2 separate regions of the Homo sapiens genome follow, and region 2 is linked to region 1. The links are chromatin loops, found by intact Hi-C in ENCODE. Cell type or tissue: psoas muscle. All regions are shown on one strand. Links, peaks and the distances in the headings refer to the core of each region. The heading gives the core; the rest is flanking DNA.

Region 1 (15,199 bases), core at 1,403-9,402:
TCCGCCCGCCTCGGCCTCCCAAAGTGCTGGGATTACAGGCGTGAGCCACCGCGCCTGGCAGCTGTGATTCTTTCTGTATGTGAGCTAGGTAGGAAGGAAAGAGAAATGTAGTTCCAAGTACATGATTTTAGGAGAAAATAAACTGTAGTACTAAATACGCATTGTTACATATACTTAACCTGACAGTAAAATAAACACCCTCACACCAATTGTTCTCATTTAGTAAGTCTAAAGCACCATATTAAAATGATCAATTCAGGCCAGGCACAGTGGCTCACACCACCACGGTGAAACCCCGTCTCTACTAGAAGTACAAACATTAGACAGACGTGGTGGCACATGCCTGTAATCCCAGCTACTCGGGAGGCTGAGGCAGGAGAACCGCTTGAACCCAGGAGGCAGAGACTGCAGCGAGCCAAGATCACACCACTGCACTCTAGACTCAGTGACAGAGCAAGACTCCATCTCAAAAGAAAAAATAAAATGATCAATTGAAAAACTTCCCTTGTATGCACTTCAATTAATTTTTTTTTTTTTTGGTAGCCCTCAGGGGAAGGAAGGACTCTGCAAACTAAATATATCCACTGAGAAACCTCCTCCACCCCATTTCAGGCTGTTCTTAAGGTCTAACACAGGAGTCAGCTAGATGAGGTCTCTGTCACGTTCTCTTTTTCCCCTCCAAACAATGCTTTAAAAATGTAAAAAACATCCTTAGCTCCCAGGCCTACAAAAATAGGCCAAGGGCCATTGCATTTTCAAGATGAAGTGTCCCTTACAGATAACTAGGGCAAAGCTCCCTTATTTAACAGATGGGGAACCTGAAACCTGAAGGCCAGTGAGAAAAGGCCGCTGGGCCATGATTATACCAGGATACTTGCTATTAAAATGACTAGAGCCAGGCGCAGTGGCTCATGCCTGTAATCCCAGCACTTTGGGAGGCCAAGGTGGGTGGACTGCTTGAGCCCAGGAATTCAAGAGCAGCCTAGGCAACATGGCAAAACCTCATCTCTACAAAAATTAACTGGGTGTGATGGCGTGAGCCTGCAGGAAGATCACCTGAGCCTCGGGAGTTTGAAGCTGCAATGAGCCGTGACTGTGCCACTGCACTCTAGCTTGGGCAACAGAGTGAGACCCTGTCAAATAAATAAATAAACATTAAATAAAATAAAATGACTTCAGGACTCATTGGCCCCTGTCTATCTATGCTTATTGTTAGGAAGATACCACTAAAGCCCAGGGAAAACTAGAAACCAAGACAGGCTGCTAAGCGGAAGACATGGCCTATTGTCTATTAGTGCAACAGCAGCTCCAAGAAAGAAGCTGGGGTGATGAAAATCACAGGACGTCCAGTGTGCCGGACGTCATGCTAGATAGTCAAGAGTTATTAATCCATAGAACTTCCCCTAGGCCTTGAAAAATTAGGAAGGCAGACATTAGGCAGGGAAAAACATTACATTTAAAGCAGTATCACAGGCAAAGCCAAGAGGGAATCACCATATCATATCACCTGCTGCACCTCAGTAGAGCAGAGGAGCTGCAGAGAAAACAGAGTAAGGGTGGAGTGAGTGAGCTCTGCACCAGGGTTCTCATCTCAGCTCCTGTATTTACTGGCATGTGACGGTACTGGCTTCGTGTTGTTGCTGTAACAAATAATGGCAGACACACAGATGTATTTTAAAGTTCTGGATGTCAAAAGTCCAAAATGAGTCTCACTAGGCTAAAATCAACCCTGGCCTGTTAGCAAGTCATGTTCCTTTGGGAGGCTCTGGGGGAGAATCCTTGACTTTTCCAGCTCCAAAGGTTACCCACATCCCTTGGTTTGTGGCCCTTTCCTCCTTCAAAGCCAGTGACAACTAGACTGTCCATCTCACATTACACTCTGCTATTTTGCCTCCAATTTTGATTCTTAAGAATCCTTCTGATTACACTGAGCCCACCCCAGTAACACAGGATAACCTCAGTGTCAGCTGATTAGCAATCTAATTCTATTTGCTACCTTAATTCCCCCTTGCCATGTATATAACCTATTCGCAGGTTCTACTGAGTAAGAAGCGGAGCTTTTTAAGGAGCCCTTATGAGCCCTGCCTACCACACTAACCCTGAGCCAGTTAGCAACCCCTCAGAGCTTCGGTTTCTCCATCTGTGAAACTGGAATAAACACTTCCTACTTCAAAGGGTGACAGTGAAGACTGTGTCATTCAGGTAAAGTGCCTGGCTCATGGAAGTGCTCAGTCAAGTATCAGCTTATCTGGTTCAACTGTATATAAAAGGTGGCCAAGGACAGACCAGAACTGGGCTTGTCTGCACGGAGCTGTTTGACTGTAAGTTTGTGACTTTATTATGTCCCTAAGATTATTTTCTAAGATTGTAATGCTTCTAGTTCTTTATCTAGGAGTCTTATCAACTTCCAAACATGAAAAAAACAAACTTGGAGAAACAGGATCAACACCCACACCAATACTCTAAAAGAGTCAATTTAAAAGGGTAGAAAATATCACTACATAATTAGAAAGTGAAGGTGCAATTTTTCAAATACCTGGGATCGAGGGATCAAAATCTCTCTAAATGAACACTAAATTTGGCTCTGAGCTTCCTGAAGCCAAGGCACAAGTGGACACACCTGTTGCTTTCCCCAGCCCCATCAACCTTCCACTCTGCATGCGGTTTCTTCCATACTTAGCTGCAGGCTAAGCCTCCCACCCCCCAGCACCCATCTCCACTGAGCCATCTTCCCGTCTCCACCTAAGGAAGGCTGTCACAGACCCATCACTAAATTCTCATTGTGAGCAACCCTACTTCTTGGCCACACTGGCTGGTGGCTCCTGCTGATGGCAGGAAATGAGATACATTCATCATTATAGCTATATCACATACCAGATCCTCAAATGGTTGTTGAATTATTTAATAAGAAATCGTACTTCTGATTCTAACCTCACGTGCTGAGAGGATCTTTTTTGGCCTTAGTTCTTATTTATAAGACTTAAGAAATAAGTCATTGTGGGGCACAGTGGCTCACCCCTTTAACCACAGCACTTCTGGAGGCTGAGGTGGCTGGACTGCTTGAACCCAGGAGTTCAAGATCAGCCAGGGTAACGTGGTGAAACTACATCTCTACAAAAAAAATAGAAAAATTTGGCCAGGAGTGGTGGACGCCTGTAATCCCGGCACTTTGGAAGGCTGAGGTGGTTGGATCACCTGAGGTCGGGAGTTCAAGACCAGCCTGACCAACATGGAGAAACCCCATTTCCACTTAAAACACACACACACACACACACACACACACAGAAATCAGTTGGGCATGGTGGTGCATGCCTGTAAATCCCAGCTACTTGGGAGGCAGGAGAATCGCTTGAACCCAGGAGGCGGAGGTTGCGGTGAGTCAAGATCGTGCCATTGCACTCCAGCCTGGGCAACAAGAGTGAAACTCTGTCTCAGGAAAAAAAAAAAAAAAAAAAATTGCCAGGTTGCCAGGCGTGGTGGTGCATGCCTGTAGTCCCAGCTCCTTGGGGGGCTGAGGTAGGAGGATCACCTGAGCCTGGGGAGGTTGAGGCTGCAGTGAGCCATGATTGTGCACTCCAGCCTGGGCACAGAGTGAGACTCTGTCTCAAAAAAAAAAAAAAAGAAAAGAAATCATAATGGAAATAAAAGCATCTCTCACAAAATATACAAGGATTCCTTTGCTAAAATAATGTCAACTGAATTAAACAGTCAGTTTTAGGTGTGGGGACATAAAGTATGGAATTTTTTTTCCTTTTTTTTGAGACAGAGTTTTGCTCTTGTTGCCTAGGCTGGAGTGCAATGGCATGATTTTGGCTCACTGCAACCTCCACCTCCCAGGTTCAAGAGATTCTCCTGTCTCAGCCTCCCAAGCAGCTAGGATTACAGTCATGTGCCACCATGCCTGCCTATTTTTGTATTTTTAGTAAACACCGGGTTTCTCCGTGTTGGTCAGACTGGTCTAAAACCCCTTACCTCAGGTGATCCATGCGCCTTGGCCTCCCAAAGTGCTGGGATTACAGGTATGAGCCACAGCGCCCGGCCCAAAGTATGGAATTTTTAATATGTTTATTTTAATCTATATTAGTCAGTACCCAGAAGGGTCTCAATGCAGGCAGATAGTTAGAAAAAGGTCTCCCCCATGAGTGAGTATAGTGACAACAAATGAAATTACCCAAGAAAAAAAAACGATCCTAGAACCCATGCCATTTGCCGAGAACTGTTAAACTCAATGTCTGGTCCAAAGACCCAAGAGTTAGGTCCAAAAACCTGAGAAAATAAAGCAATCTCCAAGCCATCCTTGCTTGTCAGTCCCTTGTTTTTTCAATGCCTTTTAAAATGTCCCATACTGAGCAAGAAAACCCTATCCTTCAGATTTTTTTTTTTTGAGACAAGGTCTCACTTTCGTCACCCAGGCCAGAAAGCAGTGGCATGATCTCAGCTCACTGCAGCCCTGACTTCCTAGGTTCAAACCATCCTCCCACCTCAGCCCCTAAGTAGCTGCAACTACAGGCTAATTTTTAGTATTTTTTGTAGAGACGGGGTTTCGCCACATTGCGAAAGGTTGGTCTCAAACTCCTGAGCTCAAGAGATCCACCTGCCTCAGTCTCGCAAAGTGCTAGGATTACAGGCGTGAGCCACCGTGCCCCGCCAAGATCTTTTGATGCTGTATAAAATCTCACCATCTGGCCGCGCTCGTTGGCTCACGCCTGTAACTCCAGCACTTTGGGAGGCCGAGGTGGGCGGATCACGAGGTCGGGGATCAAGACGATGCTGGCGAAAACGGTGAAACCCCGTCTCTACTAAAAAATACAAAACATTAGCCGGGCGTGGTGGCGGGCGCCTGTAGTCCCAGCTACTCGGGAAGCTGAGGCAGGAAAATGGCGTGAACCCGGGAGGCGGAGGTTGCAGTGAGCCGAGATCGCGCGGCTGCACTCCAGCCTGGGCGACAAAGCAAGACTCCGTCTCAAAAAAAAAAAAAATTTCCAATCTGACAGAACAATACTCCAGAAAAGCTTTCTTCGCTTGGAGGAGGGCACTTTTTATGCGTACCGACTCAGTTCTACAAGCAAATCTCGGCAGCATCAGACGCCACCTGGTGGAGTACAGGGACACTACGCTGGAATCAAAGTTCTTCCTCCATTTAATACCTTTCCTCTAAAACACTATTTCCCAAAGGGAGTTCCTTAGAAAACTAATGCTACTAATGCTACAAGGTTTCCTCATCAACTGAGTTTAGGAATTCCCAAAGGTGGTAGAAGGGAGTGGAAACAATATTTTGGTTAATAGTTTAGTGTGGCCGGGCGTGGTGGCTCACGCCTGTAATCCCAGCACTTTGGGAGGCCAAAGCGGGAGGATTGCCTGAGCTCAGGAGTTCCAGACCAGCCTGGGCAACACAGTGAAACCCCGTCTCTACTAAAATACACAAAAATCAGCCAGGCCTAGTGGCGTGTGCCTGTAGTCCCAGCTACTCGAGAAGCTGAGGCAGGAGAATTGCTTGAACCCGGGAGGCGGAGGTTGCAGTGAGCAGAGAACGGATGTCTCAAAAACAAAACAAAACAAAACAAAACAAAAAAATAGTTTAGTGTATTTCCAAGATGGTATTTAGGTACCATGTGAATTTCAATTTGATCTCTACAAAAAAAAATTGTTGTAACTTGCTGGTGTGTTGGTGCACACCTGTAGTTCTAGCTACTCAGAAGGCTGAGGCAGAATCTGATTGCTTGAGCCCATGAGTTCAAGGTTACCACTGCGTTCCAGCCTGGGCAACAAAGTGAGACCCTGTCACGGCAAAAAAAAAAAAAAAAAGAATGAACCAGGCAGGGAAATTCCTACACTATGGTCTATTGAGCCTGAAGGGCCAGGCACAAGAAGTGGAGAAGGTAGTGAGAGGGGATCCAAAGTGACATTTAAAATCCCGTAGCTAAAATCTTTCTCACGCGTCCTTTACCAGTCATACATTCACCAAGCACGGTGTGGAGCTGTAGGAGCAACAAAACAAAACCCTGCCATCAAGGTCCTCAGTAAATATTATCTGAAAAATTAGCTCCTATTCTGGTGGCAGAGAGATTCAGTCCATTGGACAGGGAGAAAACCATGCGTTACAAATAGAAGCAGGTAGGAGGTGCACGGGAAAGGGGAAGAGAAAGACTGGGCCTGCTGGTCAGTCAATGACATCATTTCTTGTGTGGATTTTTTCACTAGAATAGGTAAAATACTTATCTGAGGTGCTTTCAACCAGATGGCTTAGTTTCTAATTAAGGTATAAAGACTATTATTTTACTTGCACGCAAAGTATTTCTTTACTCGCTTTATTACTTTACTCACACACAAAGTATTTCATGATTTGACCTTATAAAATAAGGATTTATATACTTACCTCTACCCTCCCCAAATTTAAAGATAAACAAACACAAACACAGAAAGGTTAAATATTTTGTTCCAAGTTTACAGACCTCACCAGGAGCAGACAAAGGGTAAGGACCAGGCATTGCTGCCTCCCAGCCCACTGCTTTTCTCCCTAGACTGCACTGCAAGTCCTTTTGTAGATCAGATGAAAAATGGGGTCAAAATTTGCTGCAAATCTTCTCTTTTAAAAAAGCCACTGAATTATAGCAGAGTATGACAAAATGTTACCAGAACACATTTTTACAGCAAATAATGAAATAATCATCAGATTTTTAAAAATCAAGCAAGCAACTTCAGAATATGACCCCTCTACCAAATTTTCTTTTGGCAATAAAGTAGCCTCTCTGCCAAGATCAAATGTAAAAATGTTACAAGAGGAACAGGCTTTGCAGTCCTGGAGGAGTAAAGTACAAGAGAGCTGATTTCCTCCAGGCTTTTGAAACATATACAAAGATTGCCAGCCCACAATTAATCATCTAGCACTGTGAAATGATTAAACATTAATGAGAGATATGTAAGACCTACTATAAAAAATTAAAAGGAAGTTTTGAATAAATGAATAATCATGCTGTGCACCTAGAAAGGAAAGCTAAATGTTATGAACATGTCAATTATCTTCAAGTCAATTTATATATTTAACATAATTTCAACAAAATTCCAGCCAAAGGCACGGATGGACATAAAAGAATATTCCACAAAACACAAGAACTACAAGAAGTCCAGACTTGACCAAGTAATAACAATTTACAAAGTAAGAACTTAGATTATGTTTACTCAGACAAAAATAGGTATCCAGACCAAAAGAAATCACAGAAATAGACCCAAATCCATGGAAAAATATGTTCTGTAGTTAAAGCAGGCATCATCAAGATTAGAAAGAAAGGAAACATCATTTTATAAATGAGAGAGGGAAAAATCAACTGTGCTCTATATTTTAAGCCAAAGTAAAGCCAGGGAGCATAAAGTGCTAAATAATTTTTAAATTTAAAAAAGAAGAAAATAAACTAATATAGTCATCAGATTTTCAGGAAAAAAAAAAAAAAAGCAAGAAAAACTAACCAGAAGGCCAGGCGCAGTGGCTTATGCCTGTAATCCCAGCACTTTAGGAGGCCGAGGCAGGTGGATCACTTGAGGTCAGGAGTTTGAGACCAGCCTGGCCAACATGGCAAAAAGCTGTCTGTACTAACGGTACAAAAATTAGGCGGGCGTGGTAGTGGGCGCAGTAGTGGGCGCCTGTAGTCCTAGCTACTTAGGAGGCTGAGGCATGAGAATCCCTTGAACCTGGGCGGAGGTTGCAGTGAGCTGAGATCATGCCACTGCACTCCAGCCTGGGCAAAAGAGCGAGACTCCAAATGAAAAAAAAAAAAAAAAAAAAAAGAACCAGAGATTTAACTTTTTTTTAAAGAAAATACGAAAGCACTACATAAATAATAATAACAGAAGTAAAAAAGGCTAACACAGGCTGGGCGCAGTGGCTCACGCCTGTAATCCCAGCACTTTGGGAGGCCGAAGCGGGCGGATCATGAGGTCAGGAGTTCAAGAACAGCCTGGCCAACATGGTGAAACCCCGTCTCTACTAAAAATACAAAAAATAAGCTGGGCGTGGTGGCAGGCGCCTGTAATCCCAGCTACTCGGGAGGCTGAGGCAGGAGAATCACCTGAACCTCGGAGGCAGAGGTTGCAGTGAGCAGAGATTTCGCCACTGCACTCCAGCCTGAACGACAGAGAGAGACTCTGTCTCAAAAAAAAAAAAGAAAGGCTAATACAATAATGGACAGAAATATGCACAAGAGTTCCTGTCCACAACACCTTAACAGGTGGACCAAGGTAAACTGACAGATCAGCACTGAGGCCGAGCCCTGGAGAAAAAAGGAAACAGTTAAAACAACAAGAGAAGGCAGTTACTATTAGAGTGCTGAGGTGGTAAGTGAATTTCCTTTCTTTTAATGTGTAAAAATAGCAAATGTTTGACAAGTTGCGTTAAGTGGGGGGTAAAGGACCACAGAACCCGATCTTATAACCCAAGCCTCGCATGCTGGGGGCCAGGAATAAGCTCTCCTCACAGCACACCCTACAGCCCTGTGATGCTTCAGACATGGTACTCTCGCAAATTATTTATGCACTGATGACCAGCTAGCTTCAAAAAACAAATGTAGAACTTTGAAGTGGCCTGGCTATTTCTAAGACAATTTAAAAAAAAATCATTAAGGCAGGGGAAAGGCATGTGTATTGTATAAATGCTGGTAGCCAGCTGAACCAAGGCATCTGCTTTCTACTACAACAGTCTAAACACTTCTTCAGTTCAGTTCTCTATAACTAAATGTTATATGTGTCAAATGTTTCTCCAGCCTTGATCTGTACATACAATCTAAACATGACATTGACCTAGAATTTAATTTGAAACTGTATCTTTTTTTTTTAAATGTGCATGTGTTTCTCCTACCTCTTACTGCACATCTGCTGTTAATAATAAGGAAAACACCATTTGACTTCAGGGTAGAAGAAAGGGAGAAAAACCCCAGATGCCCAAGGCAAGATTTACTTTAGGGAATCCTTCATAGTGCACATATTACAGAAAATCATCATTTCCAATTGTGTGAATTTAGCCACAAAAAAATGGGGTGAAAAGGATTAATTAGAATTAATTAATTAATTAATCTCAGCTCCTGCAAACTTGCATATGCAACAGAATTTTACAAGCTCCAACCAGAATCACAGGATAGGGAAGAGATGTAGAGAAAGTAAATCAGACCACATTTATTATGAAAACAACTAGCACATAAACTTGTCAAAATTAGTGATTTGACCAAGGAGGTTCATTTTGAACCTTTGAGTAATTTTTAACCATTTATCCCTTTCAACCTTATTTTATATCTATTTTATTTATCACTATTTACCCTTCTTTTGCTGAAAGAAAGGAGAAAAAGGCTGCTGCCTCTTATTAGAAGGGTATTCCTAAAAGGAACACCTTTTTAGAAACCTCTGAATGAAAAAATAATTTAAGATGAGTAATGTATTTCTAATACGGCATAGCAGCACACAATATAAGCCAATCAAATAACAAAACATGCTTCTACGACCTTGAAATGGCCTCTTCAGCTCACAAACTTGAATGCTACCATCACTTTAGTGAATGACTCTAGGTTACCCTTTTATATAGTCTTCATTAAGGTCTGTCTTCTGTGAAGGGCTTTATTTAATTTTCCATGAAGAGCTTTGAATGGATGCTTCTTAAGCTTATTTAAGCTGGCAGTATTTTGTTTCCAAAGTTCAAACTTCCATTTGCTAAGTCTGCTTAGTCACTTGAAACTGTGCAGCTCAAAGTCTTTCAATTAGACAGACATACTTATATGACAGCTTTTCTCCCCCTATGTCTCCCAGACAAACAATGTGAATATAGTAGATTCTCTGTCCATAAAACCTTCAAGGTATATATTAAAATTGCCAGTCATATAATTGTTTCATATATACTGTTTTAATATTCCAAAAATAAAAATAATAAAAGAATAGTTACATATTTTTGGTTGATCTCCTGGGGGAAGGTAATAGGGTCATTAATGTGATCACTTGCTTGGCAAAGACTGACTGAGACCCTGCTTTGTGCCAGGCTATACAGAAAGAACACTAACATGAGGAACATGGTCCCTACCCTCAGAAATCTTACAGTCTAGGGAAAAAGACATTAAATAAATCATCTTGTAACCACATACATAAATGCAAACTGTGTTAAGTGCTACAAAAAAACAACAGGGTACCCAAGTTAGACTGGGGTAGTGGTTTCAGTTATTTAATTGTGGAAGCGATATTTGGGCTGGGCCCTGACAGGTGGAGAACTGAGCCCTAGGGGTGGAGGCACATTCCAGGAAGAAGGACTAGCATATGCAAAGGCCACAGTCTGAGGAAGGAGAAGCGAGTGGATACCAGTTATGTGTCCACTGGTCTGGTCCAGGTGTGGGTGAAGGGGCGCAGACTGGAGTGGTAACAAAGGGGATGGAGACAAGCGAGCAGATGAGAATGGATCTGACACAAGTGACAAGCTGTGGAGTCAGGACTGAGAGAGAGCATACAACAACATAAAACAATTGGGAGAATATGACCTTTCACTTAAAAACCAGGACACCAAACAATATACAATTCAACTAAGTCAAAGAAAAATACAGATGTGAGAAGCTGGCAGTAGCCTATGCTGTAATGTGACATGCGTTTTATACCTATAAAAATACTTCTCAGAAGAAATGTATTGCTAAATTACAACCTATCTGACAGATAAAATAACCACTAAAAATGCTGACCAAAACTTTTAACTATACACACAAAAAAAGATTATGATGTAATAATTTTTTTTTTTTTTTTTGAGACAGAGTCTCGCTCTGTCACCCAGGCTGGAGTGCAATGGCGTGATCTTGGCTCACTGCAACCTCCGCCTCCCGGGTTCAATCGATTCTCCTGCCTCAGCCTCCCAAGTAGCTGGGACTACAAGCACGTGCCACCATGTCTGGCTAAATTTTTGTATTTTTAGTAGAGACGGGGTTTCGTCATGTTGGCCAGACTGTTCTCGAACTCCTGACCTCAGGTGATCCACCCGCCTTGACCTTCCAAAGTGTTGGGATTACAGGCGTGAGCCACCGTGCCCGACATTCATATCATATATATATATATGGTTTTTTTTTTTGAGACAGGATCTCACTCTGTCCCCCAGGCTGGAGTGCAGTGGTGCAGTGGCGCGATCTCGGTTTACTGCAACCTCTGCCTCCTACGTTGAAGCAAGTCTCCCACCTCAGCCTCCCAACTAGCTGGGATTACAGGTGTGTACCACCACACGTGCCTAATTTTTGTATTCCTTGTAGAGACGGAGTTTTGCCATGTTGGCCAGGCTGGTCTCAAACTCCTGGACTCAAGCAATCCACCCGCCTAAGCCTCCCAAAGTGCTGGGACTACGGGCATGAGCCACTGCGCCCAGCCTCAAGCTATATTTTTAAAAAGCAAAACATTTGCGAGACTATATGTGAAACAGAACAGTATTTCCTGTTTGCTAATGATGGAACACTAAACAATGTAATTATTAAAAATACACTGACGGCTGGGCGCAGTGGCTCATGCCTGTAATCCCAGCACTTTGGGAACTGAGGCAGGTGGATCACCTGACGTCAGGAGTTCGAGACCAGCCTGGCCAACGTGGCAAAACCCCATATCTACTAAAAATACAAAAATTAGCCAGGCATGGCGGCAGGCACCTATGTAACTCCAGCTACTCAGGAGGCTGAGGCAGGAGAATCGCTTGAACCCGGGAGGCAGATTCCAGTGAGCCAAGATCACGCCACTGCACTCCAGCCTGGGCGGCAGGGCGAGACTCCATCTAAAAAAAAATAAAATAAATAAAAATACGTTGAGAAAAGGAATCAAGCAAATTAGAATATATATTCATAATAACACATGGAAAAGATGTAAGTAACAATTCTACTGAAGTAACAATGTCTTAATATGAATCATTTTTTACCTTTCTTTAATGAATGTAATGCTGAGGTGAAGAAGGTCAAATAACCAGGAGGCTGGGGTGAGCCACTGAACTCAAAGTACCCGAGTACTCCAGGCTGCAGGAAAAAGAGCAGAATTAGGTAACTGAGGCACTGTCAGCCACAGTGTAATGGAGGATATTTTAAAGCAAGACATATTACAATTTGACAATTAATGCATCTTGTTGCCTTTCATTTTTTCAAAAAGCCTAAGCACATGATAAAAATTTCAGGTTGGGGTTGAACATCCCCTCCATTTAAACAACAAACAGGGTAAGGGATGGAGTTGCAGTAGCTTTGACAGGATTGTACAGTGGTCATTCAGGGACATTCAAAGCTGAAATTTCCTTCTGTCCCCATGAGTAGGTCTTTCCACACCCTGTTTGTTGACAGTACAATTCTCCCAGGCTCAAAACTTTATCAGTAAGTTATGTCCTCAATCGCTTTTAACAACTCCAGACAAGCAATGGCAATAATTTTCTTTTAACCTTTCTTAAGTTTCTTCTTGAATCTCTCTCTCTCATTGACTCCAAACATACCTTCACACTTTGCTGGAAATCAGGGTTAATCTTCACCTGTAATCAAGCCCCTTCAACAGGAAACAAACCACAGAACCCCCGCCAAAACCCAGCATTCCACAGTGGCAACTCTCCTTTCCCTCAGATCTGCAGAGGACCCGCCTCTGGCCCTCTGGCTCCTCCACCCTACACATTCATTTCCACCTGCTCATTCCACTTCTCTAAGCTGGGCGTAGAATGCCCCTTCATTCTGCCAAACCAATTAACTGTCCCCTACCAGATATGTTCTGCCTTCCTGTTTACAATCACTTCTTCCTTCTTGGAAGGCCCTGTGGCACTCATTCAGTCAGGTTTTATTCTGTAATAATCGTATCTGTCTTAAAAGTCAAATTTTGAGATCCCTGAGGAAAGAGTGCTGGACTTGGAGTCAGAAGACCTAAGCTCAAGTCTGAGATCTAGTGGCTGAATGAACAGCCTCGGGAGAACCCTTCAATATGAAACCTCAGTTGCCTGATGTGGAAATAGGAACAATTCTTCACAGGGTTAGGCAAAGAGCAAGCCTGATGAACCGTAAAGCACTAGGCAAATGAAAAGAATCCTTTTGAGCCCAAAAGCACTTGGCACTACACTCTATATTAGTAAGTCATTGTGGAAATGAACTTGATCATTGAAACAAAATTGCATCCAAAATTTGGTGGAAATTTGATCTGTTGGTAAAGTTTAAAATCAATATGTTATAAAAAAGAGGAAACTTTTGATCTGTAGTAGAATATACTATCTTTCCAATCTAAACCACTTGCTTGTTGTAAGATTCAACTGTAAATGAATCAATTGGTTTTCATTCTGATAGAAACTTAACATCTAGGCTGGGTGCAGTAGCTCACACTTGTAATCGCAGCACTTTGGGAGACCTAAGAGGGAGGATCATTTGAGGTCAGGAGTTCAAGACCAGCCTGGTCAACATGGTAAAACTCTGTCTCTATTAAAAAATACAAAAATTAGCCAGGTGTGGTGGTACATGCCTGTAGTCCCAAATACTCGGAAAGCTGAGGCAAGAGAATCCCTTGAACCCAGGGGGTGGAGGCTGCAGTGAGCTGAGATCATGCCCCTGCACTCCAGCAGGTGGGGGAGAGAGCAAGAGTCCATCTCAAAAAAAAAGAAAAAAAAGAAAAAAAAAAAGAAACAGATTCTCACTCTGTTGCCCTGGCTCACGCCTGTAATCCCAGCACTTTGGGAGGCTGAGGCAGGTGGATCACTTGAGGTCGGGAGTTCAAGACCAGCCTGGCCGATATGGTGGAACCCTGTCTCTACTGAAAATAAAAAAATTAGCCAGCCATGGTGGTGCACGCCTGTAATTCCAGCTACTCAGGAGGCTGAGGCACAAGAATTGCTTGAACCAGGGAGGTGGAGGTTGCAGTGAGCCAAGATCGTGCCACTGCATTCCAGCCTGGGCAAAAGGGCAAGACTCCATCTTAAAACAAAAAACAAACAAAAAAAAAACCCACAAAACTATGAACTAACAGAAACAGTACCTATGTGCACAACATTCAGAGTAGAATTTTACAAACAATATGACAATGTTGGGTACCAGCATTCTACAATTCTGTCAAAATGCTCATGTTTTCTGTCATCTGGCAATTTTACTTAACTCTCTTCTTCCCCCTAAAAGATTCCCGAGCCTTTCCCCATCCCATCTAAATTTAAAACAATTTTGTTACCAAGCTGTTAGGAATAAATGAATGAATGTATGCTAAATAAGTGTTCTTAAATGGATACAGAAATTCATGGAAAGATTCTTAAAATATTTTGCCTGCAGATAGAAGAGTTTGAAATAATAATACTGTTAGCATTTGGTGAGTAAATTATAAAGTACAAGTCAAATGAATCTGTCAAGTGCTTTAAAAAATAAAAAAGAGGCCAGCAGCACTCACGCCTGTAATCCCCTCAGATCACTTGAGGCCAGGAGTTCAAGATCACCCTTGGCCAGCCTGGTGAAATCCCATCTCTACTAAAAACACAAAAATTAGCCAGGCGTGATGGTGGGCACCTGTAGTTGCAGCTACTTGGGAGGCTGAGGCAGGAGAATTGCTTGAACCTGGGAGGTGGAGGCTACAGTGAGCAGAGATCGCACCACTGCACTCCACCCTGGGCAAGAGAGGGAGACTCTGTCTCAAAAAAACAATCAAACAAACAAATAAATAAGAAAGTAAGCACTACTGATGTAGAAGCTACCAATACCTAACACAAATGATGTCCAAACAATACTGAAATTAGAGGAGCCAGAAAATTAGTCACTGAAAATTAAATGACTATTGCTCAGTCCTATTCCCTTTCCAATCAACTTAATGTCCACTGAAATAAAAATGACACCGGCCAGGTGTGGTGGCTTATGTCTATAATCCCAGGACTTTTGGGGGCTGAGATGGGAGGATCACCTGACCTCAGGAGTTCCAAACTAGCCTGGGCAACATGGCAAGACCTCATCTCTATAAAATAAAAATAAAAATGACACTGGTTCTGTTAGTATACGTTGTCCACAGTAATCGACTTCATTTTCCTCTCTCTATTTAAATTGGCAGGAAGAACATTCAAGGAAGAGGGATTCCACAACTGGAGTAACTGAAGTAAGTAGAATTTCTTTTTCTCTTTTTTGGAGACAGAGTCTTTCTCTGTCGCCAAGGCTGGCGTGCAGTGGCGTGATCTCCGCTCACTGCAACCTCTGACTCACAGGTTAAAGCAATTCTCCTGCCTCAGCCTCCCGAG
Region 2 (15,199 bases), core at 3,141-11,140, 180 kb before region 1:
CAGCCACCCACCCTCTCCTGTCTCCTATCCATCCAAGTGACTTGCCCAGGTGCACACAGCTGGCTAACGGTGGAGCCTTAGGATTTGAACCCAGGCACTCTGGCTCCAGAGTCCCCAGCCATACCCTCATCCTGAATGAATCAGACAGTAAGTGAGCAAATGAGTAATGAATGGAACACCAGCAAGACCAAGAGGCTGCTGCAGGAAATAGCAGGAGCTGGTGCTGCTCCCTGTTGAGTGTCTCCCTTCTCCCACCATCGAAGGGGCAGAGGACAACCAGGGCATGAGCAGATGTGGTGAGGTGGCCCCTCGGCCCCCAGCTCAGGCTGCTAAGAAAACTGCCAGAGATTCCTGGAGCTCCCTCCCTGGGAAGGCCAGCACCCCTCCCTCCCTCCCTCCAGCCACCCAGCCCTTCCACTGCCACCTACTTTCAAACCTCGTTTCCCCTTCCTGCCAGCCACTTGCAGGATCTTTCCCAGGCATCACCCGTGCCCTCCTATGCATTAAGCAGGCATTCATCTGCAGCCATTTCCATAGGATGGCATTTCAATAATACCACTTCCATCCTCAAAACCACCCCGCTGCACCTCGACTGGTCATTGCTACACTTGCTGACCTGTTTAATCCCTCGAAAAACACATTGTGCCTGGGTACGGTGGCTCATGCCTGTAATCCCAGTACTTTGGGAAGCTGAGGTGGGTGATGGCTTGAGCTCAGGAGTTCGAGACCAGCCTGGCCAGCATGGCGAAACCCCCTCTCTATAAAAAATACAAAAATTAGCCGGGCGTGGTGGTGCACACCTGTGGTCCCAGCTACTCGTGGGAGGTGGGAGAATTGCTTGAGCCGACAGGTGGAGATTGCAGTGAGCCGAGATCGCACCACTGCCTGGTGCGATCGTATTCCAGCCTGGGTAGCAGAGTTAAGACCTTGTCCCAAAAAAAAAAAAAAAAGGAAAAACAAATCATTTCCCCAAAACGGGGAGGGGTGGAGGTAGGGTGCATTATATACTATTTTGTTTACACCCTTTAAAACATTGGACATGGTAAGATATCTGGCAGGGTTTTTTTCTCCTAAATATTTTGGCACATCTAACAAAACCCTCTTTGCATTCAAGTAGAATATCAACAGATAAAACCACATTTCAAAGACATTCAACCCAATCAATTTCCCTTCCAACTTTCCTTCAACTCTTTGATCACTCGGACACTGGGCACCAAATTAAACATATGTGTGCGTAATCATTACGTTCTCGATTGTGCACAAGCCCAGCATCCTGCTTGTTTGCTCAACAGACAATCCCTACATCTGCTTCACTGCTCAGCTAGGCTACAAAGCAGCCTGGCCCACCAGCCTCCAGCCACCATGACCTGCAGAAGTGAGCTGAGGTCTGAGAGCATTGTGCTTGAATTAAGCCTGTACCCCTTCCATTTCCTGAACGCTTGAACACATTTAAAATATTTTTTAAATTTCAGAAAAATGAAGTTCATGTCATGATAAATTCTTAACAGATTAACCAAGGATGGGAAAACACTGCACACTGGAGGTAATAAATTCTTCAATCAGATCCTACTCACTTCCAGGAAGAGATCTGAAATGGACTGAAATGAGTGTCATCTCTAGCCAGCAAATGAAATCAAGTCCCATTTCAGCTTTCTCAGCTGTCAATTCTGATCAGTGTGCATTCTTTTATGAAACCAACACAATTTACCAAGTACCTATAGCATGCCAGACAGTGTTCTATGCTGAAATAAAAGCCCAAATATCAAAACAATTACATCATTTACAACAAATAAAAGACCCCACAATCTGGCCCGCGCTCTCCAGTATGTGGCTATGAAGCATCTAAAATGTTACTGGTTACAGAGAAACTTTTCATTTAATTTTAATTAAACAAAAAACCAATACTCAATTCACTTATTATAAGACTTTCAGCCTGGTGCAGTGGCTCATGCCTGTAATCCCAGCACTCTGGGAGGATCACTTGAGTTTGAGACCAGCCTGGGCAACATGGTGAAACCCCGTCTCCACAAAAAATATTTTTTAAAGAAAGAAAACTTTCAAATATGTTTGAAACAACTTGGCACAGTAGGTAAACCTACTTTCTCAACTCTAAGTTTTAAGAAATCTAAAGACAGATCAAGTATTTGCAATGAAAACTTAGCATCTGAATTGAAATATGTCGTAAGTATAAAATACACATTAAATGTTGAATGGGAAATAAATCTCATTAATACTTCCTATTGATTACATTTTCTAATTATATATTGGATATATTGGGTTAAGTAAAATGTTATTAATTTCACCTGCCTTTTTAAAAATTTGTATGTGTGGGTACTAGGAAAATTAATATTACTTGCATTTTTTTGTTGCTGAGACAATGTCTCACTCTGTCGCCCAAGTTGGAGTGCAGTGGCATGATCTCGGCTCACTGCAGCCTCGACCTGCTGGGCTCAAGCTCAGTGGGTCCAGAAGGCAGCATTTTCTCACTCAGGGCTTCAGATCTGGTCTCTGCAGCTCCCCAATCCCTGCCTTGTCTGAGTTTCCAGAGGATGCTGGTGGAGCATGTGAGTGAGAGATGAGGATTCACCTGTCATCTCTCGCTCCTCTTCCCCATGAAAAGCAAAACAAAAGGTGGCAGCGGAAAGGCAGGTCAACAGGCATCTGGCTACAAAAGCGCAATCCCCGGCGCATCTGGACTGCCCCTTGCTTCGCTCCAGACAGGACCAGGAACGCGCAGCAGTTTTACTTACTCTCCGCAGTCACTGCCATCAGCGGCCAGAGCAGGACCAGACCGAGGAGTCCCACGGGGGCCGGCATCACTTCCTGGGCCAGCCCCGTGCCACCAGCCTCAGGCTCCAGAGCAGCTCAGCGTGGTCCTGAAAGGAATCTTTTTCCCCAAAGAGGAGGGCTCAGCTTTAACCCACTCTCCCAGCCCAGGAGGGTAGAAGGGGAGGTGGGGGGCATTCAGAACAGAGATCCAGCCAGTCAGAAGCCTCCAATAAAGTTATTAGCACCCCGCCCGACAGAGAGGAGGGGAGGGGGCTCCTGACCAATGAGGGGAAAAAAAGCCTAGAGGGGAAAAAAAAGGAGCTTGACTACTCTCCTAGCCTTGTAAACAGAGATCTCAGGTCAGAAGGCAAGACGGTGTAGTGGTTGTTTCTTTTTAATTGCAGTATAATTATATTTTAAAAACATAAAACTGACCATTTTAACCATTTCATTTATTTTAAAAGACAGGGTCTCAGCTGGGCGCGGTGGCTCACGCTTGTAATTCCAACACTTTGGGAGGTCGAGGCGGGCAGATCACGAGGTCAGGAGTTTGAGACCAGCCTGGCCAACACAGTGAGACCCCATCTCTACAAAAAATTTAAAAATTATCTGGGCATGGTGGCGAGTGCCTGTAATCCCGGCTACTCGGGAGGTGGAGGCAGGAGAATCGCTTGAACCCGGGAGGCAGAGTTTGCAGTGAGCCAAGATCGCGCCACTGCACTCCAGCACTGCACTCTGGGCAAAAGAGCTAGATTCCGTCTCAACAAACAACAACAACAACAAGGTCTCAATCCGTCACCAAGGCTGGAGTACAGTGGTGTGGTCATGGCTCACTGCAGCCTACACCTCCCGGGCTCAAGCAATCCTCTTGCCTCAGCCTCCCAAGTAGCTGGGACTACAGGCACTGTGCCACCACGCCCACCTCATTCTTGTATTTTTTGTAGAGACGGAGTTTCACTACGTTGCCCAGGCTGGTCTTAAACTCCTGGGCTCAAGCGATCCACCTGCCTCAGCCTCCCAAAGTGCTAAGATTACAGGCATGAGCCACGGCACCCGGCCCATTTTAACCACTTTTAAGTATTCAGTTGAGTGGCGTCGTGTCCACTCATGACATTGCGCAACCATCACTACTGTCTAGTTGTGTAGTCTGACATTGGGTTTGTCTTTCCCAGTGCTCAGGTTAGGAAAAGCCAACGGGAGGCCTGACTTAGCAAGGCCTTTGGAAATGGCTCTTATCACAGCAGCAGCGGGTTTTTCAAAGCTCCAGGTTTAAGGCCTCCCAAGAGGACAAGGAAGTAATTCGGGAGGCCAGAGGTCTGCTCACACCTGCTCAGCGTTCATTCTAGGTCCCACATCTCTGCCTCTCTCCCTCAAACTCACCTCCACCCACACCTTTTGGTTTTCAAGGTGTGATTTTTGTTTGTTTGTTTTTGTTTTGTTTTGTTTTTTAAAGATGGGCTCTCACTCTGTTGCCCACGCTGGAGTGCAGTGGTGTGATCGTAGCTCACTGCAGCCTCAACCTCCTGGGCTCAAGTGATCCTCCCACCTCAGCCTCCCAAGTAGCTGGGTCTACTTGACTCAATTCTCCCATTTAAAGCACAAAACTCAACTGGCGCGGCAGCTCATGCCTGTAATCCCAGCACTTTGGGAGGCCGAGATGGGTGGATCACAAGATCAGGAGTTCAAGACCAGCCTGGCCAACATGGTGAAACCCTGTCTCTACTAAAAATACAAAAATTAGCAGGGCACGGTGGCATGTGCCTGTAATCCCAGCACTTTGGGAGGCTGAGGCGAGTGGATCACTTGAGGCCAGGAGTTCAAGACCAGCCTGGACAACATGGTGAAAACCCGTCTCAACTAAAAGTACAAAAAATTAGCTGGGCATGGTGGTGCCTGTAATCCCAGCTACTTGGGAGGCTGAGGCGGGAGAATCACTTGAACCCAGGAGGCAGAGGTTGCAGTGAGCCGAGATTGTGCCACTGCACTCCAGCCTGGGTGACAGAGTGAGACTCCATTTCAAAAAAATAAATTAATTAAATTAAAATAAAGCATACAACTCAATGGTTTTTAAGATAGTAAGGGAGTTTGGCAATCATTACCACAACCAATTTCATAATTTCCTCACTGCAAAAAGAAATCCCATACCTAGTAAACAATCACCTCTGGTGCCTCTGACCCCAGTCCTTGGCCACCACTGATCTGCTTTGTGTCCTTATGGATTTGTCTATTCTGGACATTTCACATAAATGGAATGGTTTAGTAGGTGGCCTTTGTCTGGCTTCTTTCACTCAGCATGACAGTTTTGGGGCTCAGCCACGAAACGTGAAATAGTGTGTCATTCCTTTCCGTGGCTGAATAATGCACTGAAAGGATAGACCACTTTCTATGTAGCCATTTATCTCGTGATGGACAGTTAAATGTACTTTTAATGGAATTTTCTTAGAGTCAAATTAAGACACAGTTGACTGGTTGGCACACCATGTTTTATGAAAACTTAATCATTTATGCTTTTAGACTTGGCCCATTTTCTTTTCATATTTTGAAATCAATGATTCTACCTCCCTTTTCCCAAGCTCAAGCATTTTCCTTTATTTTCTTTTTTTGAGACGGAGTTTCGCTCTTGTTGCCCAGGCTAGAGTGCAATGGCGCAACCTCGGCTCACTGCAACCACCACCTCTCAAGTTCAAAGCGATTTTCCTGCCTCAGCCTCCCGAGTAGCTGGGACTACAGGCATGTGCCGCCACGCCTGGCTAATTTTGTGTATTTTTAGTAGAGCTGGGGTTTCACTATGTTGGCCAGCCTGGTCTCGAACTCCTGGCCTCAGGTGATCCACCTGCCTCGGCCTCCCAAAGTGCTGGGATTACAGGCATGAGCCACTGAGCCTGGCCCCCAGCTCAAGCATTTTCTCTAGCAGGGTTCAGGAGCACCTGACCCACAGGGATAAAGACCTAAAAGACCCTTCAGCTCACAGCTGCTTGGGGACTACGATGGGTTCGGGCGTGGCTGCCAAATGCTGTGGGGAAGAGCATCCTGGGGGGCGAGTGGGGGGGTGCTGGCTTGGAGGAGTCAGTGGGGAAACGAGATGCACAGGCAGAAGATCTTCAGCACACCACAGACAGACCTCACGCAGAGAAAGGAACAGTTATTCTGGCAGGAACTCGTGGAAGCAGTTTACAAAGGAGAGATTTCCCTGGATCTCAAAGAATAGATGGCATTGTTGTTAGGAAACTATCAGACTAGGCAAAGCATTCCTTGTATATTGACTCATTCATCAACTTCTCCTGCAAAATCCCTGCAAGGTGAACTAGGTCATCCCATGGTACAGATGAGGAAACAGAGATACAGAGAGGTTAAGACACTTGCCCTAAGTCACACAGCTCAGGAGGATTTTAACCCCATCTGGCTCCAGAGTCCCTGCTCTGTTAGCTCTGGCAGCTTTGGTCCATCACTTTCTTTCTCCGTCTTCTCCCCCAGGAGACTCAAGTCTCTGACCACAGGCCTGAATTCCTCCCCCATTCAAAGTCAGGAGCCTGAGCAGAGACCTTGCAATTCTCAATGCGATGGCTTCTCGCCAATCACAGTGGGTATTGGCTACAAATGCAGATTCCCAGGCCCATTCCAGACCAGGACAATCAGACTCCCTAGGGTGGGGCCCTCCCTCCAGGCCATTCTGATGACCAGCTGTGTTTGCATTGCCCCAGCCTACCCGAGTCTGCCTGGGAAGGGTCTCTGTACCGCTGGCCTCACTTTGTGTCTACATTGTCACAGGCCCAAAACCCAGTAAGGTGGTTTGATAGAACATGGGGACACAGGATTCGATTCACAAAGACTCAGACCCTCCTATACAAGCCATCCACCATAGATCCAGCCTCCCACCTCCTCTTCCTCCCACCAAAGAAAGTCCTGCTTCTACCTAGAGAAAATTTACGGGGTTGGGGTTGGGTTTGCCAGCGACTGGGGATCGAGCTTCCTTCCAGTCAGTGTGAGTTCAGCCGGAGTATGGATTGAAGCCCATCAGGCTCAGGTCAGAGTCACCAGAGTTCAGAAGCCCTTTTGGTGGGTGCAGTGGCTCAGGCCTTTACTCCCAGCACTTTGGGAGGCTGAGGCAGAGGGATTGTTTGAGCCCAGGAGTTCAAGACCAGCCTGAGGAACACAGGGAGACCTTGTCTCTACAAAAATAAAAGCCGGGTGTGGTAGTGCACACCTGTAGTCCCAGCTACTCAGGAGGCTGGGGCAGGAGGATTTCTTGAGCGCAGGAGGTTGAAGCTGCAGTGAGCTGTGATCACGCCACTACACTGCAGCCTGGGTGACAGAGCAAGACTGTTTTTAAAAAAAAAAAAAAAAGGCAGCCTTTTCATTTGTGTATTAGCTTGTTCTCACACTGCTATAAAGAAAGACCTGAGACTGGGTAATTTATAAAGGAAAGTGGGTTAATTGGTTCACTGTTCGGGAAGGTGTACAGGAAGTATATGGTAGCACCTGCCTCTGGGGAGGCCTCAGGTAGCTTTCACTCATGGCAGAGGGCAAAGCGGGAACAGGCGTCTTACATGGCAGGCGCAGGACCGAGAGAGGCATGGCAGAGGTACCACACTCTTAAACAACCAGATCCCTCTGCTCTGCCTATTAATCCTTCCCTTTCCCTTACCACGCCCCCCACCAACCCCAAAACCGCTGATCTTTTTACTGTCTCCAGTTTTGCCTTTTCCAGAATGTCACAGAGTTGGAATCCTACAGTGTTTCTTCAATTCTTTTCAGAATGAAGCAGGTTTTTTTGTTTTTGTTTTTGTTTTGTTTTGTTTTTTGAGACAGGGTCTCACTCTGTCACCCAGGCTGGAGTGCAATGGCGCCATCTCAGCTCACTGCAACTTCCGCCTCCCGGGTTCAAGCGATTCTCCTGCCTCAGCCTCCCAAGTAGCTGGGATTACAGGTGCCCACCACCATGCACAGCTAATTTTTGTATTTTCAGTAGAGATAGGGGTTTCACCATGTTGGCCAGGCTGGTCTCAAACTCCTGACCTCAAGTGACCTACACCTGCCTCAGCCTCCCAAAGTGCTGGGATTACAGGTGTGAGCCACTACACCCGGCCTGAAGCAGCTTTCTTTTTAAACCACCAAAAGATATTTTGCAGAGCTAGGGTAAGCGGGTGAGAGAGCCACAGATACCCCATGATAGAGAAGAAGTAACCAGCAGGGGGCAGTGAGCTCCTCTCGCCTGGCCTTCATGAAGCACTCACTACTGCCACCTTATCTTCAACACAAAAGATGAACAAGAGGCTGGGCTAGGTGGCTCACGCCTGTAATCCCAGCACTTTGGGAGGCTGAGGCAAGCGGATCACTTGAAGTCAAGAGTTCGAGACTAGCCTGGCCAACATGTGAAACCCTGTCTCTACCAAAAAATACAAAAATTAGCCAGGCATGGTGGCATACACCTGTATAGTCCCAGCTACTCGGGAGGCTGAGGCAAGAGAATTGCTGGAACCCAGGAAGGGGAGGTTGCAATGAGCTGAGATCACGCCACTGTACTCCAGCCTGGGCAATAGAGTGAGACCCTGTATCAAAAAAAAAAAAAAAAAGATTGACAGAGAAATTGGCTCCCTGTTGTTTACTAGTAAGGTTGGAAAAGTCAGGTGGATGGAAGAAGGTGGGGAGTGGATGCGAGAGAGCAGGGAGGGATGGTTCATCCCTTTGCTTATTTATTCAATTAGCAGTGTGACCTTAGAAAAGTTACTTAACCTCTCTGGACTCCTTTACTCATTGGCAAAATAAAGGGGCTAGAAATTCCTGACAAAGTGTCTTCTGGCTCCATGTTGTGTTCAAGTGGAGAACAGAGAGTTCAGAAAGAAACCAAGTACACACAGGAGTAGGCACATGATAAAAATAGCATTGCATCTAGTTGGGGAGAACAACAGATTCAAAGATGGACAAAGTATACGAGCATCCCGTTCACAGAAAAGGACACAAAAAAAGACACAGATAGAGTTTCGGCAAAGAGGCTCAACCTTAGACATTAAAAAAATTCAAATTAGGCTGGGTGCATTGGCTCACGCCTATAGCCCCAGCACTTTTGGAGGCTGAGGAGGGCAGATCATCTGAGGTCCAGAGTTCGAGACCAGCCTGGCCAACATGGTGAAACCCCGTCTCTGCTAAAAATACAAAAATTAGCTTGGTATGTTGGCACACGCCTGTAATCCCAGCTACTCGGGAGGTTGAGGCAGAAGAATCACTTGAACCCAGGAGATGGAGGTTGCTGTGAGCCAAGATCACTCCACTAAAAAAGAAATGCAAATTGAAGCTACAAAACTCAGGCTGGGTGCGGTGGCTCACACCTGTAATCCCAGCACTTTGGGAGGCTGTGGCAGGCGGATCGCTACTTGGGAGATTGAGGCAGGAGGATTGCTTGAACCCGGGAGGCCGAGGTTACAGTGAGCTGAGATCGCACCACAGCACTTAAACCTGGAGACAGAGCAAGACCCCATCCGAAAAAAAAAAAAAAAAAAAGAAGAAGAAGAAATTTTAAAAATTAAGTGAAAAGGCCATGAAGCCTGGATGAAGTAATTGGCGACTAGTGGAGAAACAGGACATGGGCCCTCAGGGAAAAGAAAGAGGAAACAGCACATTGAGGTTTTGCAGGTTAAAGGTGAATGGTAGATCACTTCATATTTGGAGTACGTGAAACTCAAGCAATTTAATCTTTTCAAGGGCAAAGACTATCCTCCCTTTTGTATTGCTCATAACACCTTCACATTGTGGCCATAAAAACGCTGGCTGGGTAGGGAAGGGGAGGCACATTTTCTCTGTCCTAGCAATTCCCCTTCTAGAAATTAACCCAGGCCGGGCACAGTGGCTCCCACCTGTAATCCCAGCACTTTAGGAGGCGAAGGCAGGCATAACACCCAAGGTCTCGAGTTCAAGACCAGCCTGGCCAACAAGGTGAAACCCTGTCTCTACTAAAAATACAAAAATTAGCCGGGCATGGTGGCGTGCGCCTGTAATCCCAGCTGCTCCGGAGGCTGAGGCAGGAGAATTGCTTGAACCTGGGAGGCAGAGGTTGCAAAGAACCGAGATTGCACCACTGTACTCTAGCCCAGGCAACAGAGGGAGACTCCGTCTCAAAAAAAAAAAAAAAGTTAACCTTGTCCTGCTCCTGGAAGGAAACTCCAGGCCCTTGGAATGTGCTGCCTGATGGTAATGTCAGTGTCTTTGTTTACCTGGGGGCCTGGAACCACGCCAGCCAGTCTCTGCTAATGACATGATTTAGGGTGGGGGGTTTGGGCCAGGTGATACCAGCATGACCTCTGGAGGGGCTGGAGACTGAGGTCAACTATGGGCCATTGGCCATGACTGGTTGCCAATAAAAACATTGCACACAAGGCTCTGGTGAGCTTCCTTGGTTGGCAATGCTCTGTGCACATTGCCACACATTATGGCTGGGAGAAATAAGTACTGTCCACGAGTCCACAGGGAGAGGACATCTGGGAGCTTGTGCCTGGCCTCCCTGCCTTATGCACCTTTTCCCTTTACTGATTTTACTCTCTTTCCCTGTAATCAACAGCAGCCATGAGTGCAATGTCTTTTCTGAGCTCTGTGATTCCTTCTAGAAAACCATAGAGGCCGAGAGTGATCTCGGGCCCCTCCTGAAATGCAAACATCTACTGTGTGCCAGTCACTGTTTACTGGGGATACAGCATCAGACAGATGAAAGCCCCTGCCTTCAAGGAGCTGACTTTCTAGTGCAGGAAGACAGATCAGAAGCAAGACAAATAGGCTGAGTGTGGTAGCTCAGCAATTTGAGAGGCCGAGGTGAGAGGATGAAGAGTTTGAGACCAGCCTGGCCAACGCAGTGAGACCCCATCTCTATGAATAAGAAACAAGAAAAGATGACAAAGAAGCTTGTCTTTCAGGAGCAGACGTATAGGGGGCCAGGAAACGCCTCGAGACACAGGCTTGGCACCTATGAGCCAGTCTCCATTAGGACCAGGTCATATTCAGCTTTGATAAGCAGGAGTGGAACAAGCCAAGCAAGTGACACTCAATTTTGCAAGCAGCAGCCACCTGTGTCCCCTTCTCATCGTGGACTCCCGGGTGTGGGTCAGCATCAGCACACCTGGCTTGGGTGAGGATGAGCTGGTGGCCACCTCTGTGTCATTTGAAAACACCCATGTTTCTTTCACAGGCGGACCATAGGTGCTGCCTATCGCCCGGGAAATAAAACATGTAGTTTATGAGTGCAAACAAGGAAAAAGTTCAAGCACAAAAACACAAATGCCTCTGGGAGGATTGACATGTTAGCTGAGGAATCCCAGCTTGGAACCTGGGACCGGTAACTTCACCTGTCAGAATTTCAGTTTGTCTGTAAAATGGAGAGGGGATGTTCATCTTACAGAATCGTTGTGAAATTCAATAACAGAATGTGCCCCGCCCATGGCAGGCACTCAACAGATACTCACTGCTGCTCTGTGCTGGGGTGATCTACAGTCATTGGTCATTATCTTCCTGGCATCCAGAAGCTTACTCACTAATTTACCTTTACTGTTTACAGGTTGACATCATTTCACAATCAAAGATCGAGTGCCAATTCCTATAGCTGTCAGGAGCTCAGCTGAGCTGCAAGAGGGCGGGCTGAGCTGTCAGGTGGCAAAGCAATAAGCCAAAAATGACAGCGTTACGCCCGTGATCACTCACCGTGATGGTACAAGCAGGAGGTTAAAACCGGAGAAAGCACCAACTGCCCTTCTCCCGTTTCCCCACGGAACAGGGCATCAGTTGAGGATCTGGTGTATCATCCAGATGTGGGGGAACCAGGCAAAAGGCTCCTGACAGTATTATGGACCTGGGTAGGGGGCAAGAGAGGGGGCTAGGACTGGAAAAGTACTGAGTAACAAGCCAGGGTGGGGAAAAGGGTCTTCTTTTCCCTCCTTCTGGTCATAAGAGAACCCTGAAGAAGATCCCTGCCCAAGGCCTCAGATCAGGAGACCTAGGAAGGCAGGCAGCAGGGCTAAAAATGTAGACATGCATCAGAGCAGAGCCGTGGGGACTGAGACCACGATGCAACCCCCTCTGGAGATCACAGGGTACTGGCTGTACCCCAAGTCTGGTGTGGGGAGGGCAGCTTCCCCTAAGGCCTGCCAGGTAAACGCTTTCGGAATTGCCTATGGTCAGGCCTTAAAAAAAAAAATCACATGTGGGTTTTTTGGTTTTTTGAGACGGAGTCTCACTCTGTCACTCAGGCTAGAGTGCAGTGGCTCGATCTCGGCTCACCGCAACCTCCGCCTCTCAGGTTGCAGCGATTCTGCCTCAACCTCCCAAGTAGCTGGGACTACAGGTGCGTGACACCACACCCAGCTAATTTTTGTACTTTTTAGTGGAGATGGGGGTTTCACCATATTGGCCAGGCTGGTCTCCAACTCCTGACCTTGTGATTCACCCGCCTCAGCCTCCCAAAGTGCTGGAATTACAGGTGTCAGCCACCACACCTGGCCACATGTGGGTTTTTAACCAGGGGCCACGCTCCTCTGCTGTGTTATCCAAGGCCTGAAGCATTGAGACAGTGCATTGCTGTTACCTGGCCCAGGAGTGGGGTGTCCACACATTGGGCGTGCCCAGGACAGCCTCAATTCTGCTGCCCGGCCTACTCATTAACAGCTGCCCTTTTGTCTTTGACATGTCCTATTTAGGCTTACCCTTATAATTTTTAATATAGAAGAAGATTGTCTAAATCATTTTACTGAAAAATGGCACAGTGGTTTTTCTTTTTTTTTTAATAGCTGGTACAATGAGTAGCAAGGATAGAGCCACAGACTTTTTAAAGATATAAAGATAACCTTCAACAGATAAACAAAATGTCATCTATGCACACAATGGACTACAATCTGGCTATAAAAAGCAATGGAGCAATGACACCTGCCACAGCGTGGGTGGCCCTTGAAAACATTATGCCATGTAAAAGAAGCCAGGCATCGGCTAGACGTGGTGGCTCACACCTGTAATCCCAGCACTTTGGGAGGCTGAGGCAGGCGATTCATGAGTTCCAGAGTTTGAGACCAGCCTGGCCAACATGGTGAAACCCCGTCTCTACTAAAAGTACAAAAAAAATTAGCCAGGCGTGGTGGCACACACCTATAATCCCAGCTACTCGGAACACTGAGGCAGAAGAATTGCTTGAACCTGGGAGGCGGAGGTTGCAGTGAGCCAAGATCACGTCAATGCACTCCAGCCTGGGTGACAGAGCAACATTCCATCTCAAAAAAAAAAAAAAAAAAAATCCAGGCACAAAAGACCACATATGCTATGATTCCCTTTACATGATACGTACAGAATGGGCAAATCTATAGAGCTGGAGAGTAGATCAGTTGATTGCCAGGGGCTGGGAGTGGCAGGGAGAGGAGATTGAGAGTCGTCAACTAAAGGGTACGGGATTTTTGGTTTTGTTTTGAGACCATATCTCATTCTGTCACCCAGGCTGGAGAGCAGTGGTATGATTTCAGCTCACTGCAATCTCTGCCTCCCAGGTTCAAGCAATTCTCCTGCCTCAACCTCCTGAGTAGCTGAGATTATAGGCACCTGCCATCATGCCCGGCCAATTTTTGTATTTTTGTAGAGACAAGTCACCATGTTGGCCAGGCTAGTCTGGAACTCCTGACCATAGGTGATCTGCCCAGCTCAGCCTCCCAAAGTGCTGGGATTACAGGCGTGAACCGCCACACTTGGCCCGGGGTTTCTTTTTGAGCTGATGAAAATGCTAAACTTGATTGTGGTAATGGTTGCACAACTTTGTGAATATAATAAAAACCGATTAAATCATTATGCTTTAAAACTTTATGTTTTAGAGACAGGGTCTTGCTCCTGTTGCCCAGGCTGGAGTGCAGCGGTGCAATCACAGCTCACTGCAGCCTTGACCTCGGCGCGGCTCAAAAAATCCTCCTTCCTCAGCTTCCTCAGTAGCTGGGACTGCAGGCACGCACCACCACGCCCAACGACATTTTTAAGACAGAATCTCGCTCTGTCGCCCAGGCTGGAGTGCAGTGGCACGATCTCAGCTCACTGCAAGCTCCGCCTCCCAGGTTCACACCATTCTCCTGCCTCAGCCTCCCGAGTAGCTGGGACTACAGGCGCCCACCACCACGCCAGGCTAATTTTTTGTATTTTTAGTAGAGATGGGGTTTCACCGTGTTAGCCAGGATGGTCTTAATCTCCTGACCTCGTGATCCACCTGCCTCGGCCTCCCAAAGTGCTGGGATTACAGGCGTGAGCCACCGCGCCTGGCCCGTTTTTTTTTTTTTTTTTTTTTTTTTTTTTAAAGAGACCGAGTCTCACCTTGTTGTCCAGGTTGGTCTTCAACTTCTGGCCTACACCAACCCTCCCACCTTGGCCTCCCAAAGTGCTGGATTACAGGTGTAAGCCACCACGCCCGGCTGAATTGTACACTTTAAATGGGTGAATTGTGTGACATGTAGATAACATCTCAATAAAGCTATTGCCAAAGAAGCCAAAAAGTTCTTACCGCAAAGCCCTGTGTGAGTGGCTGTTATACAGCAGAGTCTACGATGGGGTCTGAAACCTTCTCCCTGCGTTAGGAGGCCTGCCTCTCCCGGCACTTTTCCCATTTCTTGGCTACTCAGAGATGCACCAGCCACTTCACCTGTGGCTCAGCTCTATAATCGACCCCTGCTTCCAATCCCCACGTCCTCCAAGCAGAAATACGCCTGCCCAGGATCACAGGTACCCTAGCTGCTAAGGCCTCCGTGGTAATGAGCCCTTATGTAAAGACGACAGCCCCGTGCCCAGTCCCCTTCCTGCCCTTGCTTCCAGGGAATGGGCCCTATTAGCCATGCCCTGAGCAGGACACACGTGCAGCCCTAGATCTGTAGACGCAAGACTCACTCCAAAGATGGGATTCTCAGCTCAGGGAGGGAGGGAGGCAGCCCCCAGGGCCCACCGGTGGAAGGAATGTGGGGGCCTTCGAATGACCTGCAAAGGTGGCTCCTGGCCCCATCCTCACCTGAGCCAGATGTGTGAATACAGACGCCCGCCCCTGGCAGCAGACAGTGGGAAGGAGACACAGGGGGCTGATTCTTGCAAAGTTGAGTGTCATTTCTTGGCTTGCTCTGCTCCTGCGTATCAAAGCTGACCACAGCCTGGTGCTCATTGAGACCTGTGTCTCAAGGGTTTCCTAGTTTACCGAAGAGCTGGCTCCGGTGGGCTGTAGGGCAAACGCACCTGAACGCAATAACCTGCGCACATCCTTAGGATGACCTGGATGGCAGACTCACCTGAATGTGAGTCCCAGCTACGGAATCCGGGAATGGCCAACCTGGAGATTTGTTTCCTGTCTATGAGAAACATCTGAGCCCCTGGCCCATCCCATGAAACACAGGCCCTCCAAGGGATGGAGGCTCTGAGTTTTAGGTTACATGAAGGTTGCCAGGTGGAG

What was found. Peaks named below come from ENCODE experiments on the same cell type or tissue, not always from the same donor. Only the 100,000 strongest peaks of a DNase experiment are listed, where the experiment ranks them.
Region 2: a loop joins it to region 1, with 10 times the contacts of the local background. A loop is called at or near these places in 78 of 110 quality-filtered maps.

What each region holds. Positions count from the first base shown.
Region 1 is chr16:11,709,675-11,724,873 of GRCh38, forward strand. It overlaps TXNDC11 (thioredoxin domain containing 11), which reads right to left. Exons shown (of 12, transcript NM_015914.7): 5 at 11,903-11,996. Among named protein-coding and RNA genes, the nearest start is that of TXNDC11, 26 kb to the right of the region's middle. In psoas muscle, for the core only: a CTCF peak has its summit at 5,092 (motif pointing left); DNase peaks (open chromatin) are centred at 4,717 and 5,077; H3K4me3 peaks cover 256 bases; H3K27ac peaks cover 3,977 bases.
Region 2 is chr16:11,524,359-11,539,557 of GRCh38, forward strand. LOC400499 (putative uncharacterized protein LOC400499) reads right to left here and starts at 2,889. Exons shown (of 67, transcript NM_001370704.1): 1 at 2,751-2,889. The coding sequence starts at 2,817. RefSeq lists enhancers at 2,218-3,152, 3,153-4,086. In psoas muscle, for the core only: a CTCF peak has its summit at 7,973 (motif pointing right); a DNase peak (open chromatin) is centred at 8,003.